2 separate regions of the Homo sapiens genome follow, and region 2 is linked to region 1. Evidence: chromatin loops called from intact Hi-C (ENCODE). Cell type or tissue: Calu3. All regions are shown on one strand. Links, peaks and the distances in the headings refer to the core of each region. The heading gives the core; the rest is flanking DNA.

The links. A loop is a pair of places that touch in the nucleus more often than their neighbours do. Peaks named below come from ENCODE experiments on the same cell type or tissue, not always from the same donor. Only the 100,000 strongest peaks of a DNase experiment are listed, where the experiment ranks them.
Region 2: it touches region 1 in a loop (2.7-fold over the local background); 2 of 110 quality-filtered maps call a loop at or near these places.

Annotation. Positions count from the first base shown.
Region 1 is chr6:28,811,650-28,824,070 of GRCh38, reverse strand. It overlaps TRA-TGC5-1 (tRNA-Ala (anticodon TGC) 5-1), which reads left to right and starts at 6,765; the gene lies at 6,765-6,836. It overlaps TRA-AGC6-1 (tRNA-Ala (anticodon AGC) 6-1), which reads left to right and starts at 11,928; the gene lies at 11,928-11,999. It overlaps TRF-GAA4-1 (tRNA-Phe (anticodon GAA) 4-1), which reads left to right and starts at 682; the gene lies at 682-755. RefSeq lists an enhancer at 10,984-11,484. In Calu3, for the core only: no CTCF peak of the experiment used is centred there; a DNase peak (open chromatin) is centred at 6,820.
Region 2 is chr6:28,751,453-28,763,873 of GRCh38, reverse strand. TRA-TGC6-1 (tRNA-Ala (anticodon TGC) 6-1) reads left to right here and starts at 5,439; the gene lies at 5,439-5,510. It overlaps TRF-GAA6-1 (tRNA-Phe (anticodon GAA) 6-1), which reads left to right and starts at 204; the gene lies at 204-277. RefSeq lists an enhancer at 5,327-6,526. In Calu3, for the core only: no CTCF peak of the experiment used is centred there; a DNase peak (open chromatin) is centred at 5,483.

The DNA of each region.
Region 1 (12,421 bases), core at 2,844-10,843:
GCAAGACAGAAAACAAAACAAAAAAGAGCCAAAAGGAGAGAAAAGGAAAAGTCTAGATAATTTCATTTTAGTTTTAGATAGTTTCCTTTAGTTTTCTGAGCGGTGTTTCCAAGGTGACCAAGCATGGGAGCATCTATCTTGCTGATTTGACCTATTCCTCGCCTTTTTTTTTTTTTTTTTTTTTTTAGAGACAGAGTCTCGCTGTCGCCCAGGCTGGAGTGCAGTGGCGCGATCTCGGCTCACTGCAGCCTCGAACTCCCTGGTTCAAGCGATTCTCCTGCCTCAGCCTCCGAAGTAGCTGAAACTACAGGCGTGCGCCACCTCTCCTGGCTAATTTTTATATTTCTTGTAAAGAAGGGATTTCACCATGTTGGCCAGGCTGGTCTTGAACTCCTGACCTCAAGTGATCCACCCTCCACGGCTTCGCAAAATGCTGAGATTACAGGCGTGAGCCACCGTGCCCGGCCGTCTCGTCTTTTCTTTCCCGTCTTTTGCCGGGGAAAATTGGATCCTATTTTCATACATAAATTACAGCAGAATTTATATTTTTGGATTGGGAGGAGGTGAGTGAATGACGGGTGATATTGAAGACAACCGAATTAGGCGTTGGAAGATACACTGACCTTACAAATTGCAGTTTTTATATTTTGAAGAAATGACCAACGGGACAGCTCCAGAGTAGCCGAAATAGCTCAGTTGGGAGAGCGTTAGACCGAAGATCTTAAAGGTCCCTGGTTCAATCCCGGGTTTCGGCAGATACCTTTTGGTTGTTGCATAATTGTCTTTCCTTTATACAACACTTGCACACCAATCCCAGAGGTCTATATATAACTCCCATTTTTTGCTTTTTGAAAATTCCATAAAGGTAATGTATATATATATGTATGTATATTTGTATCACTCTCTCCACTGAAGTCTTCCATGAAGTGTTAACTGATGGTATGTAAATTATTTAAAATCTTAAATCTAGAAAGTTACTAATTTTAAAACCTAAGAAATTCCAATATGCTATAGACTGTGGCAATTACAATTCATTTCTGATTTGATGTTATTTATGTGTGTTGGGCAGGGGTGTTTTAAATCACAAGAACTATGAAGAAACCTGTAGAAGAACTATTATGCTGTATGAGTGTATATATGTGGTAGTGGTATATTCAAGAAACATTTTGCAATTCCAAAAACCTCGGTTTGGCCGGGCGCAGTGGCTCAGGCCTGTAATCCCAGCACTTTGGGAGGCCGAAGCGGGTGGATCACGAGGTCAGGAGATCGAGACCACGGTGAAACCCCCGTCTCTACTAAAAGTACAAAAAAATTAGTGGGGCGCGGTGGCGGGCGCCTGTAGTCTCAGCTACTCAGGAGGCTGAGGCAGGAGAATGGCGTGAACCCGGGAGGCGGAGCTTGCAGTGAGCTGAGATCGCACCACTGCAATCCAGCCTGGGTGACAGAGCGACACTCCGTCTCAAAAAAAAAAAAAGAAAGAAACACCTCGGTTTGTATCTTGAGTCAACTCCATAGCTCTGCAGTTAAACTGCTGGGAAAATAACTTTCTTTTTTTTGAGACGGAGTCTCGCTCTGTCGCCCAGGCTGTAGTGCAGTGGCACGATCTCGGCTTACTGCAAGCGCCGCCTCCCGGGTCCACGCCATTCTCCTGCCTCAGGCTCCCGAGTAGCTGGGACTACAGGCGCCCACCACCACGCCCAGCTAATTTTTTGTATTTTTAGTAGAGACGGGGTTTCACCATGTTAGCTGGGATGGTCTCGATCTACTGACCTCGTGATCCACCCACCTCGGCCTCCCAAAGTGCTGGGATTACAGTGTGAACCACCGCGCCCGGCCCTGTTTTGTTTTTTTGAGGCAGGGTCTCACTCTGTCACCCATGCTGGAGTGCAGTGGTATGATCACAGCTCACTGCAGCCTCAGCCTCCCTGGACTCAAGCGATCCTCCCATGTCAGCCTCCTGGGTAGCTGAGACTACAGAAATGCAACAACAAGCCTGGCTTTCTCTCTCTCTCTTTTGTACTTTTTTTTTGTAGAAACTGGGTTTCACCATGTTCCCCCAGCTGTTCTTGAAATCCTGGGCTCAAGCAACCTGCCCGCTTCTGCCTCCCTACGTGCTGGGATTACAGGTGGGAACCACCGCACCAGTCCTAATTACAGGAATATTTTTAAGTTTCTTACTGACAGGACATTTCTTTAGCCTGGAAACCTTGCCTAGAATTTCCAAATCTTAAGTTATTTCCTCATTGGTATCCAGGAAAGAACAAAAATAAGTCTTTCTTTCTTTTTTCTTTTTTTTTTTTTTTTTGAGACAGAATCTTGCTATGTTACCCATGCTAGAGTGCAGTGGAACGATCTCAGCTCACTGCAACCTCCGCCTCCCCGGCACAAGCAATTCTCCTGCTGCAGCCTCCCAAGCAGCTGGGATTACAGGCGTCCACCACCATGCCTGACTAATTTTTGTATTTTTAGTAAAGACGGGATTTCACCATGTTGGCCAGCCTGGTCTCCAACTCCTGACCTCGTGATCTACCTGCCTCGGCCTCCCAAAGTGCTGGGATTATAGATGTGAGCCACTGCGTCCAGTCAAAAATAAGTATTTCTAAATTAATTATTCTGTCAAGACTCAGGTGGATGTGCCCCATTTTCCTTTTTTTTACTTCAACTCCTCTCTTGAAATTTTGTGTTGGGATAATGGGCCTTTTTTGTCCTGTTTTTTTTTTTTTTTTTTTTTGTCTGATTTTTTTTGGTCATTTTTAATATCTTTTCTTCTTTCAAATTGGTGTTTCATTTTCAGTGTTATTTTCCCCTAACACCTGCATACTGTGTGAGGAGACAATAAACTACAGTACTCCAACATCAGAACTGCATCAAATTGTGAAAGGAAAATTGGTACCAAATGAGAGACCAACCTCAGGGTGGGGACATTGACTGTACAGGAACTAGGAATCAGATACTTTACCCTTTAAGTCACTGAGGCTTTCTCAACTCAGAAGCCTGTGTTTTATTTCATTAAGAAATATTTGATAGGCTGGGCGTGGTGGCTCACGCCTGTAATCTCAGCACTTTGGGAGGCTGAGGCGGGTAGATCACCTGAGATCAGAAGTTTAAGACCTGCCTGGCCAACATGGTGATACCCTGTCACTACTAAAAATACAAAATAATAATAATAACAATAATAATAATAATAATAATAAATTAGCTGGGTGTGGTGGTGGATGCCTGTAATCCCAGCTACTCGAGAGGCTGAGGCAGGAGAATCCCTTGAACCCGGGAAGCGGAGGTTGCAGTGAGCCAAGATCGCAACATTGCACTCCACCCTAGGCAACAAGAGCAAGACTCTGTCTTAAAAAAAGAAAAAAAAAAGGAAACATTTGATTAGACAAATGGCAGGATTGAATGTTTTCTTGCCTAGCACAGTAGTGATTCCTTTACATTTTGTTGAAATGAAACGCCTAGGGTAATTCTAAGCATGATTCGTCTCTCATTCAATACCTTAAAAATGAGGCTAATAATGATTATGTAAAATGGGATGTTGCAAAGGTCTAAGGAGATCATGCATGGAAATGCATTTAGTCAAGTCCACTCGCGGCATGAAACCTAATTACTGGCAGACCATGCTCCATGTCCTTTGGCTCTGGGATTCTCCCAGAACAGCACCTAAATAGATAACATCGTCTCTAGACAATGCTGTCCAATCAAAAGATACTACAAGTCTTCTGCTTTAGCTTCTGGGATAAAAAGAATTTTTAAAAAAGTTAATACAAATCTTAAATGAGAGCCACTTCTGTAGTTTTAAATTTTCTAGTAGTCACATTTAAAAAATAAACAGGCAATACTTATTTTATATAATTTTTTAACAATTTCAACTTTTAGATAGGCAAGGTGGGTCATACCTGTAATCCCAGCCCTTTGGGAGGCCGAGGTGCGCGGAACACCTGAGGTCAGGGGTTCAAGACCAACCTGACCAATATGGTGAAACCCTGTCTCTAATAAAAATACAAAAATTAGCTGGGTGTGGTGGTGCATGCCTGTAATTTCAGCTACTTGGGAGTCTGAGATAGGAGAATCACTTGAAACCTGGAGGAGGAGTTTGCAGTGAGCCCAGATAGCGCCACTGTACTCTAGCCTGAGAGACAGAGCAAGACTCTGTCTCAAAATAATAATACTAATAATAATAATTTCAACTTTTATTTTAGATTCAGGGGGTACATGTCCAGGTTTGTTACATGGGTATAGTGCATGATGCTGGGGTTGGGGTGAGATTAATCCCATCACCTGGGTGGTGAACATAGTATCCAATAGTTAGCTTTTCAAGCCTTTCCCCTTCTCGCCTCCCCCTCTAGTAGTCCCCAGTGTCTATTGTTTCCATCTTTTATGTCCAGTTTTACTAATATATGTAAATCACCTTGCATGTCCAAAATATTATTTTAACAAGTAATCAATCTTAAAATTATCAGTGAGACATTTTATGTTTAAAAAATGATATTACATCTGGCCAGGTGCGGCGGCCCATGCCTGTAATCCCAGCACTTTGGGAGGCCGAGGAGGGCAGATGACAAGGTCAGGAGTTTGGGACCAGCCTGGCCAGCATGGTGAAACCCTGTCTCTACTAAAAAAAAAAAAAAAGAAAAAGAAAAATTGCCAGGCATGGTGGTGCGCGCCTGTAGTCCCAGTTACTCAGGAGGCTGAGGCAGGAGAATGGATTGAACCCAACAGGTGGAGGTTGCTGTGAGCCAAGATTGCACCACTGCACTCCAGGTTAGGTGGCAGAGCGAGACTCCATGAAAAAAAAATTACATCTTTGAAATCTGGTATATATTTCTCACTTTCAACACATCTTAACTTAGACTAGGCAATTTTCAGTACTCAATACCCAATGTGGCTAATGGTAACCATATTGGACAGTGCAGATTTAAACATATACTTTATATATTTTTAGGTTTTCGAAATTGAGTGTGTATGACAGGGTGTTCTGTCTTCAAAATTAAATGTTTAATTTCTCAGAAGAATGCTATGTTAAATGAGCTCATCCTACAGATTTCACACAAAAAACATGTTTCAATCGTGTTGCTGGTAGATAGTCTGAAGATAGCTACAGATATTTAATTATTTAAAATTCTCCCATTTTTATGAGGCAACCTTCTTATTATGAATTCCCAAGAATCCAATAGACAGCCAAGTTTCTCTGGGTGTAACACAACATAAAGATGAAGGAGAGTTTCTGCAAACTGTCCTAATATTGCTTTTACAGCATCAAAGAGCCAAGATAATCCTTCCCATCATTTACATGCACACACACAGACACAGTCAGGCAGGCAAACACACATGAATACACATCAATTTTGTCTATAACAATTCTCTAGTTTCTCCTTCAGTGAAGTCTATCACTCAGTGTTTCCTATTTTTATTCTAGAAATCCCATCAGCCAACTGAAAAGCCAAGTCTGACATACAACTTGCAATTTGGCAATTTTGAAAGCCATCAATGTTACTTTATTAACATTGGCAAAGGCTCTTATATAGGCAAACCAGAATGAGAAAGAGTTAATAGTCACTAGAAATTTGGTGCTGAGAAATAGGTTTTCTTCTCATCTTCTTATGTAATTCAAAGGACACACGATAAGTCCCAAGATTCAAGAACTTTTGAATTCAAGAACAAACAAACTTGTTTGTTCACTACAAATATCACGAATAGGTTTGTAATTTCCATATCTCAAAGTACACTTTTTTAGTCTTTATCCATCCTCCATGTAATGTGTCTACTACTATTAATGCTTACAAATCCCAGGCTAGAGACAGAGTTAATTGCCTGAATTCTCTGAGAAACATCCTCACAAGTGTGCCCCACAGATACTTTAAATTGAGTATGAGCCAAACTAACTCATCTTCTCCATCTTCCAGTCTATCTCTCATTCCTAAAAGAGCTGTTAAAACCTCTCCCCTTTTCTGCACCTGCTGTGTTTGTTTTTCTAAAGCATTCTTCAACCCTGTTTGTATTTATCTTCGGTCTTATTCTCATAATTCAACCCTTCTCTCCATCCCCATAGCTGTTTTTCATTCACGCCTTATGAATCCCTTCCCCTCCCCTCCCCTCTTCTCCCCTCGTCTCCCCTCTTCTCCCCCTTTCCCTCCCCTCCCCTTCCCTTCTCTCTCTGTTGCCCAGGCTGGAGGACAGTGGCACAGTCATAGCTCCCTACAACAACTAACTCCCGAGCTCAAGCGATCCTCGTGCCTCAGCCTCTAGAGTAGCTGGGAGTACAGGCGTAAGACACCACGCCAGCTAAGGACCCTTATGAAAAAATGCTAAGTGCATCGCTGTCAGGTTTTCTTCTGATTGTGGCTTTCCTCCATCAAATCTTATCTTTAATATTCCGATTGAGCAAACAACAATTATGAAGCGTTTTAGGCAGGAAAAGGCTGAATTTCAATGGCTTTGTGTCGTATCTGGGAGAAATTAAAAGAAACGAAAACCTGAACTTGATTCTTGCCAAGCATAATAGAAGGAGACCCTAAGAACTCAACGTCTTGAGGCCACAATGGAAACTTCTTGTGGTTATTATCTGACACTTTTCTAATCTTTCGTTTTTCGTTTCAAGTCCTACACAGTATTCTAAAGAATCTGTATCCCCCATTAGTACCAAGTATCTCCTGCTCAGAACAGCTCTCCGCACTCCATAATACTGACCACTACTACCAGCATGCTCACGGAGTCTCAGGAAATGAAAGTTACCTCCTGAAAATTATTACAAAGAGACCTTATAGTGAGGGGGTGTAGCTCAGTGGTAGAGCGCATGCTTTGCATGTATGAGGCCTCGGGTTCGATCCCCGACACCTCCAAGCGATGGTTTTGCTCTGGTAGTTTTCAAGCGACAGACTTCTGCCTCCTCACGTTTTTCTATCCTATTTCTGCACATATAGACAGTAAAAGTGTAGCCCAATGTTCAGCCTTGAACTATCTCCACTGGTTATGCTGTGAACCTCGACATCACCAAAGGCGATTGCCACAGCAGAAGGGAGACAAACAAGAAATGAGGGGGAAAGAAGAACGGGATCGCAACACGGTCTCTTGAACCCAAACAAAAGCGTGCACATTCACAGGCGGCTCGCTTTCACTCCCATTTTGTACTATGATTAATGAGACGCAAAGACAAAGGAGAAGGGAGAAAAGCGCCCTGAAGGCATCTATTTTTTTTTAAGTTATTTTTGTTTTCTGGGCCAAAGAACAGAGCGAAAGCCTCTGTTCACTGATTTCTCCACCAGTCTCTCCCTGTCTACCTGCGCGGAGAACACAGCTACCAGTGTGATCCAGTACTGAGACAAGGGCTGTGGCTCTCCAGTCGCTTGAGATGGGAGTGGCAGGGCGCTGGATAACCACACGAAGACTGTCGGGGAATTAGAGGCCTTCAACGTGCGAGAAGCAGAAACCAATACGGATCAACATTCCCTACTGATGTTCCATAAGACTGATTTGTATTCCTGTATTTCCTCAGTCACTCCATTTTCCTCTTTACAATAAAATATTGCCTGGGAACTTCTGGTAAGAGCAAACGGAGGCCCCATATGAAAAACTAGGAAAAGGTTTTCTGTCACAATGCAAAATACATGCAGACTAAAAGATAAGTAGATCGCAGGTGTGTTGGGCACTTCCTGCCTTGGGAAAAAACAAACAAACATTTCATGTTCTTTCTCGATCCACCTGATTACATCGCTTTTTTTGGAGAGGGAACTCCCAAGAAATCCTATGCACTCATGAAACCTTTTATGGTTTCCAACGGTGTATGGTTTCAAAACTGCTGTTCTCTCTGTACATATTTCCTATTGAATTAAAGTGTCTTTGAGAGGCAAGAGAGTATGATGTTTGTTCCTAGTCCACCAGCCTATCAGGCTGGCATGATAGATACACTCTATGAGGCTAACATGACCTTACTTGATTCTTTTGTCCAGTGAGAATATCTATAACCAGCATCCAGGAGGGATACTGTCTGATGAAACCTGCTTAGCTGAGGACTGGCTGTGTGTGTGCCTCCAGACCAATCATATGTTTGTTTTGAGACACATTTTTTGGAGGAAGGTAATACACACATGCCATGTATTTTCTTTTTGTTTCATACTTTTTCTTCTTTAATTTCCTGGTATCCATTGGTTCTCTCCAGGCAAACAGTGGCATGTTAGCCACAGTGGACACTGCATAGGAGAGCAAGGGGTGGAGGATTAGGGTGCTGCAATCAGAATAATAAATTTCAGGCCCAACCTTAGGTCTATTGAATCAGAACTGCTGAGTATGGATGGGGCTCAGCCTCCTGTGTTTGAATAAGCCTTCAAGTGACTCTGATGCTAAAGTTTGTGAAGCACTGCTCTAGAAGTTTCAGGAAGTCCCAGGGTCAGGCACCTGCTGAGGAGGAAGAGTTGGTCCTGGGGTTCCCTGCCTATTCTCAATCAAAAACACAAACCTAGGAAAGCCAGTGAGGTTTGTATTCGTCTTATGTCAGGGATGGGGTTGAATTTACCATTTCTTTGACCCTTTGAATATTTATGCAACTTTTCAGGTCACACACAACAGACTGATTTTCCTGTGGAGGAACTCACAGGAATTCTCTTGAACCAGGAGACTCTTTTGAGCTGAAATACCTGGAGCTCTCTCAAGCTATTTGGGCCTTGCAATTTGAAACCCAGGCTTGGACGATTCTAAGCCCTGTGGCAGAGAGTAATCATTTTCTCTCCACCCTCAGGGTGAGGACTCATCCTCAGGGTTGGGAGTGACTGCTGTCTCTCCAGCCCCCACCAAGTCTACCAATGTTCTGGTTGTTAAAATCCAGCATATGCATGAAATGTAATAAAAGTATCTTTGCAGCAGTAAGTAGAGAGTTCCTCGTTGTGAGCAGACCATTCCTCTTCCTCCTTGGAAAAAATTCTGTATCCACTTTCTACATTTTCACGTTTGTCTCTTCCTCTACACACACCTCAGCTGCTGCTTTATTTACACTTGTCTCATGTAAGGATCTTCTTTTATGTGGTAACCTTGGCTTTTCCCACTGTTCTTGCTTCCACGAGTTGGATGCAGGCAATATAGGAGCCGACTGCAAAATGTAGGTGATATTGTCCAGAAAGAAACCCGAATTTCAGAGGCTTGCTGATGTGGAAGAAAGCCAAGATATTAGACTCATAGAGCTTCACTCTGCTAGGTAGGTTGAAATCTGGACACCCTGAATTCCATAAAAACAAGGTAGTACTCCTTCTGAAAACCCTCGTAAGTTTAAAATATACTGGGACTGCCTTACCTTTCTTGTTTTTCATGCCTTGTATTCCAAGCTTGACAAGCTATAACAAAAACAAAAGCAAAGAACACTCTTCCTATCTATAACAAAGGACCCTATGCTTCAGCGGGAGGGTCTCTCTTCCCGGTTAAACACTCTCCCCCTCGCTAACAGTAGGGATTGGAAATAGGCGGCTTCTCTGTCGTTTCCTTGGAAGCCACTAATACCACCCGCCTGTACCAAAACTCAAGGGTACCCGTTCTCCCCAGTGCCCCAGCCAGTAAAGGAGCTGCGAGGCGTTCTCAACGCCGCGACTGCCTTGAGCAAAACGAGGGAGATCTTGCGAGGAAAGTGTTTTCAGCTCACTTCTCCAACAGGGAATGAGCCCTCTCGCTTATCGCGGACAGCGAGGAAAAGCAGCGGAGATGGGCTTCCGGGCTGCACTCCGCCTTCCGGCCCACCCAGATCCTCTGGCAGCCTCGGGCGCTCGCCCACTTCGCTTCTCCTCCGCCTTTGCCGCCGCCGCCGCAGGTGCGCACCCCACCGCGTCCCTGCTTCCCTCTCGAACTCTTTTCGAAGGTGGTCCTCGTTCTCCTCTCCATCCATCGTTTCTTGAGTGTCAGAACTGGAGCCATAGCGTCCCCAAGACGAAATCCATGCTGGGTTTCGCGACCATGGTGCTGGCCCAGGCGCTGGCAGGGTAAGGACGGGCAGCGACCCACGCTCCTGGGTCTTCGTTTCTAAGAGCTGGGAATTCCACTTTCTCACCTCCTCACCTGCACCTAAATCCCCCGAGACGGTACTGACCCTTCTGTTTTAGTATCCATCTACGTTACTCTTGATAGAAGAGTACAGCCCTTGAAGGAAGAGGGAAAAGAAATTTGAGAAGGGAGAATTTAGAAAAACCTTTTTAGTTTGAAATTATTTCAAACCTACAGAAAAGTTGCAAAAATGATACAAAGAACTGCCACACACAAGTTACTCATATTTACCAATTCCCGATATTTTGCCACAATGATTCTCCTCTCTCTTTACGGCTAAACACACACACACACTATTATTTTTCTCATGTACTTTATTATTTATTTATTTATTGAGACAGGTCTTGCCCTGTCGTCCAGGCTGGAGTGCAGTGGTGCGATCTCGGCTCACTGCAACCTCCGCCTCCCGGGTTCATGCGATTCTCCTACCTCTGCTTCCCAAGTAGTTGGGATTAGAGGCATGAGCCACCATGCCAGGCCATTTTTTGTATTTTTAGTAGAGACGGGACTTCACCATGTTGGCCAGGCGGGTCTGGAACTCCTAACCTCTGGTGATCCGCCCGCCTCGGTCTCCCAAAGTGCTGGGTTTACAGGCGTGAGCCACCCCGGAGCTTCTGTGTTCTTTTAAATCATCCCCATCATTCTGGCACAGCAAGATATTTTAGGTTCATCTTGTAGTTTCCCTGGCACAGTCCTGGAGTCAGTGTAGTTGACACTAGTAGCTACTTTCTATTAGTATCTCTGGTTCCTTTTAGTAGAGAATGGTATTTGAAAATCAAAATATAGAGTCATCTTGCTCATTGTTTCTAAGGTATTTCTTCCAGGCTCAGTTAGCAGACAGATCTGTAGGGAAAATGTACTATTTTTATTTTTTGAGACAGAGTCTTAGTCGCCCAGGCTGGAGTGCGGTGGTGCGATCTTGGCTCGCTGCAACGTCCGCCTCCCGAATTCAAGCGATTATCCTGCCTCAGCCTCCCGAATAGCTGGGACTACAGGGGCGGCCACCACACCCGTCAAATTTTTGTATTTTTAGGAGAAACGGCGTTTTGCCATGTTGGCCAGGCTGTTCTCGATTTCTGACCTGAAGCGATCCACACGTCTCAACCTCCCAAAGTGCTGAGACTACAAGCGTGAGCCACCGCGCCCGGCCTATACAATTACATATGTATAATTTCATACTGATGCCTCCAATTCCCATCAACACCAACAGGACTATTCTTTACCTGCTTTCTCTTACAGTGACAGCCTGTTTCCAACAACACACGCGCTCACACACACTCATTTTCCCAATCCTAAAATTCACACAAAATCTCAGAATTCCTGCAGCCTTAGCTCTAAAAAAAAAACCCTCATACATAGAGTTTAAGATTTGTTTCCTCTTCTTTTTGTACTTACAATTAGAACAACGAACTTTGTCAAGCATTTTCTTAAATCAGTTATTTCAATGGGGTTATGTTATTCTTTCACAATGCAGTTTTAATTTGCCTCTATTTGTGTTGAATTTTAGGGTATTTTCACACACACTTGAGTCAGTTTTATTTTTTGACCATGTGAGACTAACACGCTTCCAAGAGTCAAAAGAATACAGAACATTATAATCAGAAAATTTGCAAGAGAATGTTGTATGCCAGGACACACTCAAATGATTGAATGCAAGTATGCTCCAGGAAATCTAACGCGATGGGGAGCCCACCGTGGGGTGAGTTGATCTTGGACTGACCACAAATCAGGAACAGTGCCTTTATTTGTACTATTAAGCTACCTTTCTTTTGGTGTAGCAGGGCCTAAGAGAGGAAACACTTCCTGTAGGAAATTGAGAGTGGAATTGAAAACATAAAGATTATCATGACACAGAGCCCAGACTCAGACAATAATAGTCATCAAAATATTCTCTAAAAGGCAAGTCTTCCAGAGGGGGTATAGCTCAGCGGTAGAGCGCGTGCTTAGCATGCACGAGGTCCTGGGTTCAATCCCCAATACCTCCAGGTTTTGTTTTCTTCCCCGGGCACTAGTGAGAAGCGGTCCATGATATTCCCCAACTTTAAATTTTTCTGTCTGTCAAGGTGAATTGTGTTGGCCTCTGCATTTCTCTCTCATACACAGAGGTGACTCGTGTTTATTCCTTTGAATCTATTTGCTGCTTAGGATTATCCACTTATATTTTCTAAGCAGTCCACCAATCACTAACATGAACCACGCACGAGGGAAGCAAGCAGTATTCCTGGCCATGCAACCAATTTCTAGTTGTAAATGAAATCATCAGAAACCATAGAACTGTGTGGCCCAAGTCTGATTTCAGATCAGAAGCTAAAAAGGCTCACGTCCTTTTCTGTTTCTTCTTCTAACTCCCTCTAACCAGGTTGAGAAGCCCTACAAGCTTTCACTAAAAGATTACACTGCCGGTGGT
Region 2 (12,421 bases), core at 2,142-10,141, 59 kb after region 1:
ACTGCAACCGCCACCTCCCGGGTTCAAGCAATTCTCCTGCCTCAGCCTCCCTAGTAGCTGGGATTACAGGCGCGCACCACCACCCCTGGCTAATTTTTGTATTGATATTGAACAAAACAGAATTAGGCATTAGAAAATACACTCACTCTACAAATGACGTTTTTATATTTTGAAGAAATGACTAAGGGTGTGTGCTTAGAGTAGCTGAAATAGCTCAGTTGGGAGAGCGTTAGACTGAAGATCTTAAAGTTCCCTGGTTCAACCCTGGGTTTCAGCCAGCATCTTTTGAGTTCTGCCTAATTATCACTCCCTTATACAGCACTTATACGCCAATCCCAGAAGCTTACATATCTCCAATTTTTGGGAGTTTTTGAAAGTCTGATAAAGGTAATGTACATGTTTGTATCACTCTCTCCTTTGTATATTCCACTGAAGTCTTCCATGAAGTGCTCTCATTACATAAATTATTTAAAGTTTTTGGACGGAGTCTCACTCCGTCGCCCAGGCTGGAGTGCAACGGCGCGATCTCGGCTCACTGCAACCTCCGCCTCCTGAGTTCAAGCTGTTCTCATATCTCAGCCTCCCAAGTAAGCTGAGATTACAGGCCCCCGCAACCATGCCCGGCTAATTTTTGTATTTTTAGTAGAGACAGGGTTTCGCCATGTTGATCAGGTTGGTCTCGACCTCCTGACCTCAGGTGATCCACCTGCCTCGGCCTCTCAAAGTGCTGGGATTTCAGGCGTGAGCCACTAAGCCCGTCCTTATTTAAAGTCTTAAACTTAGGAAGTTATTAGTTTTAAAACCTAAGAAATTCCAACGTGCTATATGCTGTGGCATTTACAAGTCATTTTTGATTTGATATTATTTATATGTATTGGGCGAGGGTTATTTTTAAATCACAAGAAATATGAAAAAAAGAAACATACAGTGAAGTAACTATTATACTGTATGAGCATATATATGGGGGTGTGGTGTATGCAAGAAACATTTTGAAATTAGAAAAACCCGGGTTTGTATCTTGAGTCAACTCCATTATTAAAGTGCTGTAAGAACTTTTTTTTTCTTTCTTTCTCTTTCTTTCTTTCTTTCTCTTTCTTTCTTTCTTTCTTTCTTTCTTTCTTTCTTTCTTTCTTCTTTCTTTCTTTCTTTCTTTCTTTCTTCTTTCTTTTCTTTCTTTTAAGCAGGGTCTCACTCTGTCATCCAGGCTGGAGTACAGTTATACAATCAGAGCTCACTACAGCCTCAACCTCTCTAGGCTGAAGTGACTCCACATGTCAGCACCCTGAGTAGATGGGACTACAGGCGAGCACCACCATGCCTGGCTAAATTTTTTTTTTTTTTTTTTTTTGTATTTTTTTTGTAGACTGTGGGTTTCACCGTGTTGCCCAGGCTGGTCTTTAAATCCTAGGTTTAAGCAATCCACCTGCCTAGGTAGGCCTCCCAGAGTGCTTGGATTACAGGCAGGAGCCATCGCACCAGGCCCAATTACAAGAACATTCTAAATTTTCTTGCTGAGAAGACATTTCTTTAGCCTGGCAACCTTGTCTAGAATTTCCAAATCTTAAGCTGTTTCCATGTTTGTATCCAGGAAAAAAGAAATATATGTATTTCTATATGAATTATTTTATCAAACATTCATGAGGGGCTCTAGAATACTGAAAATGAAAGCAAATGGGCAGCAAAGTCAAGACTCAGGTGCATGTGCCCCATTTTCCCTTTTTCACTTCAACTCCTCTCTTGAAATTCTCTGTTGGGATAATAGGTCTTTTTTTGGTCATTTTGATTTTTTTTCTTTCAAATTACTGCTTCAGTTTCAGTGTTGTTTTTCTCTAACTTCTGCATACCCTGTGAGGAGACAATAATCTACAATACTCCACTATCAGAACTGCAGCAAGTTGCAAAAGGAAAATTAGTACCAAATGAGAAGTAACCTTGGGTTAGGGACATTGACTGTACAGAAACTGGGAATCAGGTACTTTATCCTTTCACTGAGGCTTTCTCAACTCAGAAGCTTGTGTTTTACTCCATTAAGAAATATTTGACTAGACAAACAGTAACATTGAATGTTTTGTGCCTAACGCAGTAAAGATTCCTTTACATTCTGTTGAAATGGAAGGCCTAGGGCAATTCCAAGCATGATTTGTCTGCCATTCAATGGCTTAAAAATGATGTTAATAATGATTTTGTAAAATGGGATGTTGTAAAGATCAAAGGAGATCATGCATAGAAATGCATTCTGTCAAGTCCACTCACAGCATGAAACTTAATTACTGGCAGATCATGCTCCGTGTTCTCTGCTTCTGGGATTCTCCCAGAACAGCACCTAAATGGATAACATTGTCTTTAGACAATTCTGTCCAATCAAGAGATAATACAAGTTTTAAATGACAGCCATTTTGTAGTGTTACCTTTTGCAGTAGTTGCATTAAAAAAAGTCAATATTTATATTTTTATGTAATTTCAATTTTTATTTTAGATTTGGGGGTACACGTGCAGGTTTGTTACATGGGTATACTACATGATGCTGGGTAAATTGCATGAGGTTTTGAGTGCAATTGATCCCATCACCCAGGTAGTAGGCATAGTACCCAAGAGGTAGCTTTTCAAATCTTTCTGCCCTCCCTCCCACCCCTCCCCATAGTCCCCAGTGTTTGTTGTTGCTATCTTTTATGTCCAGTTTCAATAATATATTTAAATCACTTTGTATATCCAAAAACTTATTTTAAGAAGCTATCAATTATAAAATTATTAGTGAGATATTTTATATTTAAAAAATAGTATTACACATCTTTGAAATCTGGTGTGTGTATGTATATATATATTTACATATATATATATTTTTTTTTTTTTTTTTTTTTTTTGCGAAGGATTCTCGCTCTGTCACCCAGGCTGGAGTGCAGTGGCCCGATGTCGGCTCACTGCAACCTCAGCCTCCCAGGTTCAAGCAATTCTCCTGCCTCAGCCTCCCAAGTAGCTGGGATTTCAGGTGTGTGTCACCAAGCCAGGCTAATTTTTGTATTTTTAGTAGAGATGGGGTTTCACCATGTTGGTCAGGCTGGTCTCGAACTCCTGACCTTGTGATCCACCCACCTCAGCCACCCAAAGTACTGGGATTACAGACGCAAGCTACTGTGCCTGGCCAAATCTGATATGTATTTTACACTTACAACACTCTTAACTTGGACTGGGCAATTTCAAGCATTCAATAGCCAGTGTGGCTAATGGTAACCATATTGGACAGTGCAGGTTTAAACAGATACTTTATATATTTTTAGGTTTTCTGAATTGAGTATGTATCACATGAGGGTGTTCTGTCTTCAGGATTAAATGTTTAATTCCTCAGAGGAATTCTGTGTTAAATAAGCTCATCCCACAGTTTTTACAAAAAAAACTGTGTTTCAGTCGTGTTGTTGTTAGTCAGAAGAGAGCTACAGATATTTAATTATTTAAAATTCTCTCCTTTTCAAGAGGCAAACAAAAAAGCAGACCTTCATATTATGATGAATTCCCAAGAATCCAGTAGACATCCAGGTTTCTCTGGGTGCAACATGACATAATGATGAAGGAGTGTTTCTGCAAATTGTCCTAATATTACTTCTGCAGCATCAAAGAGCTAAGATTATCTCCCTAGCATTTACATGCACACACAGACAGTCAAACACACACACAAACACTAGTTTTGTGTGTAACACTTCTCTTGTTTCTTATTCAGTGAAACCTAGCATTCAGTGCTTCCTATTTTTGTTCTAGAAATTCCATCAGCCAACCGAAAAGACAAGTCTGCCATATAACCTGCTGTTTTCTGCCAGTTCTACAAGGGATCAATGTTATTTCATGAGTGTTGGCAAAGGCTCATATATGAGTAAATCAGAATGAGAAAGAGTTAACAGTCACTAGAAATTTGGTGTCAGGAAATGGATTTTCTTCTCATCTTCTTATGTAGTTCAAAGAACACAGCCCTAATCATGATAAATAATAATAAATACCAGGGTTCAAGAACATAGAGGAGCAAACTTTAAAAAAAATTTTTTTTTACTTTATTATTATTATTATTATTATTTGAGAGAGAGTTTCACTCTTGTTGCCCAGGCTGGAGAGCAATGGCATGATCTCACTCACTGCAACCTCCACCTCCTAGGTTCAAGCAATTCTCCTGCCTCAGCCTCCCGAGAAGCTGGGATTACAGGAATGCACCACCACACCCAGCTAATTTTTGTATTTTTAGTAGAGACAGGGTTTCACCATGTTGGCCAGCCTGGTCTCGAACTTGCAACCTCAGGTGATCCACCCGCCTTGGCCTCCCAAAGTGCTGGGATTACAGGCGTGAGCCACCACACCCGGCTTTTTTTTCTTTTAAACAAATATCGTGAATAGGTTTGTAATTCCCAAATCTAAAAGGACCCTTTTTAGTCTTTATCCACCCTCTATGCAATATGTCTACTACTACTAATGCTCACAAACCCCAGGCTGGAGAGTCAATTGCCTGAGTTCTCCATGTAACATCCTCACAGTGTGCCCCACAGATACACCGAATTTAGCATGAGCCAAGCTAACTTATCTTCTCCATCTTCCAATCTTTCTCCCATTCCTTAAAGAGTTGTTAAAAACTCCCCTTTTCTACACCTCCTTCTGTTTGGCAATAGCCTGTTTGTTTTTCTAAACCACTTTCCCCCGTACCTCTTAAATCCTGTTTCTACTTATTTTTTATCTCACCCTCATAATTCAACTCTTCTCGTCATCCCTAGAGGTGTTGTTTCACTCACACCTTATAAATTTTTCTTTTCTTTTCTTTTTGATTTTGATACAGGGTCTCACTCCATCACCCAAGCTGGAGTGCAGTGGCGTGATCATAGCTCCCTGCAGCCTCCAGCTCCCAAGGTCAAGTGATCCTCCTGCTTCAGCCTCTGGAATAGCTGTGAGTACAGGCGCAGGACAACACACCAGCTAAAGACCCTTAAGATGAAATGCTGAGTGCATCGCTCTCAGGTTTTCTTCTGACTGTGATTTTCCTCAATCAAATCTAACCTTTAATATTCCGGCTGAGTAAACAACAAATATGAAGCATTTTAGGTAAGAAAAAGCTGAATTTCAATAACTTTGCGTCATCTCTGAAAGAAATCGAAAGAATGAAAAACCAGAATTTGATTCCTTGCCAAGCATAACAGAAGAAGGAGATCCTGACAACTCAACGTTTTAAAGCCACATTGGAAACTTCTTTTGGCGGTTATCTGACACTTTTCTAATACTTTGCTTTCCATTTCAAGTCCTGTACAGTATACTAAAGAATCTGTATCCCCTCATTAGTACCGAGTATCTTCTACTCAGAGCAGCTGAAGGCGCTCCATGATACTAACCACTACTACCAGCATGCTCACGGAGCCAGTCTCAGAAAATGAAAGTTACCTCCTGAAAATTATTACAAAACAGTCTTTCAGGAGGGGGGTGTAGCTCAGTGGTAGAGCACATGCTTTGCATGTGTGAGGCCCCGGGTTCGATCCCCGGCACCTCCAAATGGTGGTTTTGCTCTGGCAGTGCTTAAATGTAATTCTCAAGCAACATAGCCTTCTGCCTCCTCACCTTTTTCTATCCTATTTCTGCACGTATAGAGAGTAAAAACGTAACCCAATGGATTGCCTTCACTTATCTCCCATCTCTATAATGTAAGCCTCAACATCACCTAAGGCGATTGCGACGGCAGAAGGAAGAGGAGAAAGAAGAATGAGGTCGCAACAGGGTCTCTTGAAAGCAAACAAAAGCGTGCACATCAACAGGCGGCTCACTTTGGCTTCGGTTTTGTACTATGATTAAAGAGAAGGAAAGGCTGAGAAGAAGAAAGGCAGAAAAGCCCCCCCCCGCCCCCCGGGCATTTCGTTTTGGTCGTTGTTTTTGTTTTCTGAGCCAAATCCAGAGTCAAAGCATCTGTCCACTGATTTCTCTCCCTGTCGAACTGCGCAGAGAGCACAGCCACAAGTGCGATCCAAAGCTGAGAAAATGTGGCTCTCCAGCCGCTTGAGATGAGAGTGGCAGGACGCTGGACAACCGAACGAAGACTGTCGGGGAATTAGAGGTCTTCAACACGGAAGGAGCGAAATCAATAAGGATCAACACATTCCCTACTGATAGTCCATACGATTGATTCATTTTCCTGTATTGCATCAGTCACTCCATTCTCCTCGTTAAAATAAAACACTGAGGTCCGGGCGCGGTGGCTCACGTCTGTAATCCCAGCACTTTGGAAGGCCGAGGCGGGGCGATCACCTGAGGTCGGGAGTTCGAGACCAGCCTGACTAACATGGAGAAACTCCGTCTCTATTAAAAATACAAAATTAGCCGGGCGTGGTGACGCACGCCTGTAATCCCAGCTACTCAAAAGGCTGAGTCAGGAGAATCGTTTGAACCCGGGAGGCGGAGGTTGCAGTTTGCTGAGATCCCACCATTGCACTCCAACCTGGGCAGCAAGAGAGAACCTCCGTCTCAAAATAAAATAAAATATAACATAACATAAAACATTGCCTGGAAACCTCTGTTAACAGCAAACAGAGGCCCCATATGAAAAAGTAGAGAAAGCTTTTCTGCCACAATGGAAAATAGATGCAAAGTAAAGGTGAGTAAATTGCAGGTGTGTTGGCACTTCTAATTAAAAAAAAAAAATTCTTTTTTCTTTGTCAATCCTATCACATCTGCTTTGTATGACGAGGGAACTCCAGGAAATCCTATCTACTGATGACACCTTTTAGGGGTTTCCAATGCTGCATGTTTCAAAACTGCTGTCCTCTGTGTATATGTTTGCCGTTGAATCAAAAGTGTCTTTGAGAGGCAACAGAGTACGATGTTTGTCATCAGTCCACCAGTCTAACACTCTGTCAGGGTAGGCTGTCCTTACTTCTCGATTCTTTTGTTCAGTGAAAATATCCATAACCAGCCTACAGGAGAGATATTGTCTAGTGAAACCTGCTTAGCTGAAGACTGGTTGTGTGCCCCAGGGACAAACCATATGTTCGTTATAAGATACATTTTTTTTTTTTGTTTGAAGGAAGGTAATGCAGACATTTTCTTTTCGTTTCATACTTGTTTTCCCTTCTATCCACTGGTTCTCTCCAGGCACTTTAAGCAAATAGTGGCATGTTAGTCACAGTGGACACTGCACAGGAGAATAAGGGGTGAGGGATCAGGGTGCTACAAGAGGAATGCCAAATTCCAGGCCCAACCTCAGATCTATTGAGTCAGAATTGCTGAGGGTGGCGTCCAGCCGCCTGTGTTTGAATAAGCCCTCAAGTGACTCTGATGTTAAAGTTGTTTTGTTTTGTTTTTTGAGACGGAGTCTCGCCCTCTCGCCCAGGCTGGAATGCAGTGGTGCAACCTCGGCTCACTGCAATCTCTGCCTCCCGGGTTCAAGCGATTCTTCTGCCCCAACCTCCCAAGTAGCTGGGATTACAGGCGCGCGCCGCTATGCCCAGCTAATTTTTGTATTTTTAGTCGAGACGGGGTTTCACTATGTTGGTCAGGCTTGTCTCGAACTCTTGACCCCGTGATCCGCCCGCCTCGGCCTCCCAAAGTGCTGGGATTACTGGAGTGAGCCACCCGCCCAGCCGCTGATGCTAAAGTTTGAGAAGCACTGTTCTAGAGGTTTAAGAAGGTGGTCCAGGGCCAGGCGCCTGCTGAGGAGGAAGAGCTGTTCCCGGGGTTCCCTGCCTATTCTCAATCAAAAACTCAAACCACCTAGGAAAGCCAGTGAGGTTTGTATTTGCCTTACATCAGGGGTGGGGATGCATTTATTATCTCTTTGACACCGTCAACATTTTAGATGATTTTGGTAGTCACACACAAGAGACTGATTTTCCTGTAGAAGAACTCACCAGAGTTCTTGTCAGCCAGGAGACTCTTTTGAGCCAATTTTCTTTATTTCTTTCCTTTCTTATCATTCTACCCTCCCTTCTCTTTCTTTCTCTTTTTCCTTTCTTTCTTTTCTTTCTTTCTTTCTTTCTTTCTTTCTTTCTTTCTTTCTTTCTTTCTTTCTTTTTCTTTCTTTCTTTCTCTCTTTCTCCTTTTCTTTCCTTTTCTCTCATTTCTTTCTTTTCTTTTCTTTTCTTTTTTTTTTGAGACAGGGTCTCACTCTATCACCCAGGCTGGAGCGCAGTGGCGTGATCTTGGCTCACTGCAGCCTCTGCCTCCTGGGTTCAGGTGATTCTCCTGACTCAGCCTCCCAAGTAGCTGGGATTTCAGGTGCGCGTCACCATGCCCAGCTAATTTTTAGTAGAGGTGGGGTTTCACCATGTTGACCAGGCTGGTCTTGAATTCCTGACCTCAGGTGATCTGCCCTCCTTGGCCTCCCAAAGTGCTGGGATTACAGGCATGAGCCACTGCACCTGGCCACCAATTCTGTCATTTCTTTGTCACATAAAAAGTAAAAACATGACCCAATTCATTGCCTTTACTGCTCTCTTATTTCTATTTCTATTTGGTCAGCCTCTGTACCAGCCAAAGCAACTGACATAGCAGGAGAGGAAAGGAGGAAAAAAGAACCAGCTTTTACAAGATCTCTGGATCATGTTTCACTGTCAACTGTAAAATTATTTGTCTAGCCCTAGATTGGAAATATTATCTTCCATATATTTTCCTCAAAGTTTTATAGTTTTACATTTTATATTCATATCTGCGATCCATTTTAAGTTCACTTTTGTGAAGGCATGAGACTTATTTTTCTTCCATGGAATTACTACTTAGGCAACTTTGTCAAAAACCAGTTGAGAATATTTGTGTAGGTTTATTTTTCCATTCTCTCTATTAACCACGTGCCTATCTCCTTGCCAATACTATACAGTCTTAATTACTGTAGTAATAATACAATAATACAAGAATACAACAATGTAATGAAATAGTCTTGAAATCAGGTAGACTGTTTTTCCCTCCTAGATTTTAAATAATTATTCTAATTCCTTTGACTTTGTGGGAGAAACCTGGTGGGAGGTAGTTGGATCATGGGGGTGGCTTCCCCCATGCTGTTCTGGTGATAGTGAGTGAGTTCTCATGAGATCTGATGGTTTCATAAGTGTTTGGCAAGTTCCTCTTTTGCTCATACTTCTTTCTTCTGCTGTCATGTAAAGAAGGTCCTTGCTTCCCATTTCCCTTCCGCCATGATTGTAAGTTTCCCGAAGCCTCCTCAGCTATGTGACTCAATTAAACCTATTTCCTTTATCAATTACCCAGACACAGTGGCTCACGCCGGGAATCCCAGCACTTTGGGAGGCAGAGGCGGGCGGATCATGAGTTCAGGAGTTCCAGACCAGCCTGACCAATACGGTGAAACCCTGTCTCTACTAAAAATACAAAAATTAGCCGGGCATGGTGGCCTGCGCCTGTAGTCCCAGCCACTCGGGAGACTGAGGCAGAAGAATTGCTTGAACCCAGGAGGCGGAGGTTGAAATGAGCCGAGAGGAGGCCACTGCCCTCCAGCCTGGGCGACAGAGCAAGACTCCATCTTAAAAAAAAAAAAAAATTACCCAGTCTCAGGTAGTGTCTTCATAGCAGTGTGAAAACGGACTAATACACATTCTGTCTTTTACCGTGATGTACAGTGTTAGCTGTTCTCTATTCCTATTTTTCTGAGACTTTTTGTCATGAGTAGCTATTGAAGTTTGACAAATTCTTTTTCTACTGTGATATGATCACGTGATTTTATTTTTTAGCCTGTTAATATGGTGGATTGCAGTGATTGTTTCTAAATTTACCTAGTCTTACGTCTCTGGAATAAACCCCACTTGATCATGGTGTATAATGCTTCTTATATATTCCTGAATTCTATTTGATAATATTTTGGTAAGTATTTATGCACCAATACTCATTATTTTGTACTGTATTTACCTGGTTTTAGCATCAGGATACTATTAACTTCATAAATAAATGGAAAGTTTTTTGTCCTCTTCTGTTTTTTTCAGAATAGATTGTGTAGACCTTGTTTTAATTCTTTAACCATTTTTTTTTTTTTTTGAGACGGAGTCGCGCTCTGTCGCCCAGGTTGGAGTGTCACTGCAAGCTCCGCCTCCCGGGTTCACGCCATTCTCCAGCGAGTAGTTGGGACTACAGGCTCCCTGCCACCACGCCCAGCTAATTTTTTGTTTTTTCAGTAGAGACGGGGTTTCACCGTGTTAGCCAGGATGGTCTCGGTCTTCTGACCTCATGATTCGCCCACCTCGGCCTCCCAAAGTGCTGGGATTACAGGCATGAGCCACCGCCCCTGGCCTCCTTAAGAACTTCTTAGAATTCTTCAGTGAAATTTTCTTGGATTCGAAGATTCCTGATTTTTTTTTTTTAAACGAAGTCTTGCTCTTGGCCTCCAGGCTGGAGTGCAATGGTGCGATCTTGGCTCACTGCAACCTCTGCCTCCCAGGTTCAAACGATTCTCCTGCCTCAGCCTCCCAAGTAGCTGGGATTACAGGTGCCTGCCACCACATCCGGCTAATTTTTGTATCTTTAGTAGAGACGGGGTTTCAGCATGTTAGCCAGGCTGGTCTCGAACTTCTGACCTCAGGTGATCAGCCCGCCTTGGCCTCCCAAAGTGCTGGGATTACAGCCATGAGCCACCACGCCCGGCCAGATTCTTGATTTTTTTTTTAAATTATGTTACAAATTTAATTCCCTTAATAGTTACAGGGTTATAAAAAATGTATTACATATTGAGTTAGTTGTGTTAATTTGTGTTTTTCAAGGAATTAGTCTATCTCATCTAAATTGTCAAGTTTGTGTGTAAAGAGTTATTCATAGTAAGGCAGAAATTTAAAAATAAATATGCATTCATTCACTCCAAGAAAAGTAACAGGAAAGGGTTAAAAAGAAAAGAAACAAGTTTTCGTTTGCCTAGCAGCTCACTTCAAGGACAGTTACAAGATAACACTTTCCGAAAAGCCAAGGCCAAAGGAACGGCTTCCAGACACGCCCTTCTCCCACCCCACCCAAGAACAAGGTTGAAGGGAAAAAAAGGAAAGGCAAATTCCTATACTGTTACTCCTTTCCCTGGCTTCTTAAGCATAACTGTTTTTACAAATGTCTGTATTTAGTCAGTTCTTGTTTTTCTTTTGACGCAGCTGCAAGGCCACAAATTAAGCACTGTATGATTAACTGCCTTTGTTTTGCTTATAAAAACTCCTGCTCTGTCTTTGTTCAACGCTCAGCATTTTTTGTTTGTTTGTTTTGTTTTGAGACAGAGTCTTGCTCTGTCGGCCAGGCTGGAGTGCAGTGGCACGATATTGGCTCAATGTCACCTCCGCCTCCTGGGCTCAAGCAATTCTGCCTCAGCCTCCCGAGTAGCTGGGATTACAAGCATGTGCAACCACGCCTGGCTAATTTTTGTATTTTTAGTAGAGACGGGGTTTCACCACGTTGGCCAGGCTGGTCTCGAACTCCTGACCTCAGGTAATCTGCCAGCCTTGGCCTCTCAAAGTGCTGGGATTATGGGCGTGAGCCACCAGGCCCGGCCAGTGCTCAACTTTTTGGATGTGAATCCACTCAGTGGCTGCTTACCTTAAAATAAATATCCTCCTGTTCTCCTGTATCAGTCTTTCCGTTCCTCAGTTTACCACCACAATAGTATTCCCTTATCCTAATATTATTTTTATATATTAGGATATATCATACTACATATGTTATATAAAATATTATATTGATAATATGTTATGTTAATATTATATAATAAATAACATAATTATAAAATATATTTATTTATATGATTATTTAACAAGTTATATATTATTATTTACTTATATTATTAGGATATAATATATCCTTATATATTATTAGTATATACTATGTATATTATATATATATATATTCTGAATAATCTTGAGGATGCTTTTCCTCCTTCATTTTTTAACTCTAGCCTGCCTCTTCCCTTTCCCCACCTGCTGGTTCTCGGCTCCTCTCCACCTTCTTTCTCATTTATTTCTAAATGAAGTTTTCACAAAAGCGCAGGGCACTCCTAGTCTCGTTTATGCACATTTTAAGCACTATGTTGAGATTCCTATGCAGCTGCTATTTTAATTTCCACATCACTTTCCTTTTTTTTTTTCCTTCTCTACATGCTTGACTTTAAACATTTCTGCAGCATAGGCTGAGGCTGGGCCCAGCTGGGGAGAGATGCGAGGCCAGATAAACCTAGAGTAGAGAAATGTTGTTTCCTGAGTGGGAACGCTCCGACCTTACAAGGGGGAGAAAAAGTCTGCGACGGAGTTTCGCTCTTGTTGCCCAGGCTGGAGTGAAATGGTGCTATCTCGGCCCATTGCACCCTCCACCTCCCGGTTCAAGCGATTCTCCTACCTGTCTCCCGAGTAGCTGGGATTACAGGCACCCGCCACCATGCATGGCTAGTTATTTTTTAAATGCTGGGATTACAGGTGTGAGCCACCGAGCCCGGCTAAATTTTTTAAAG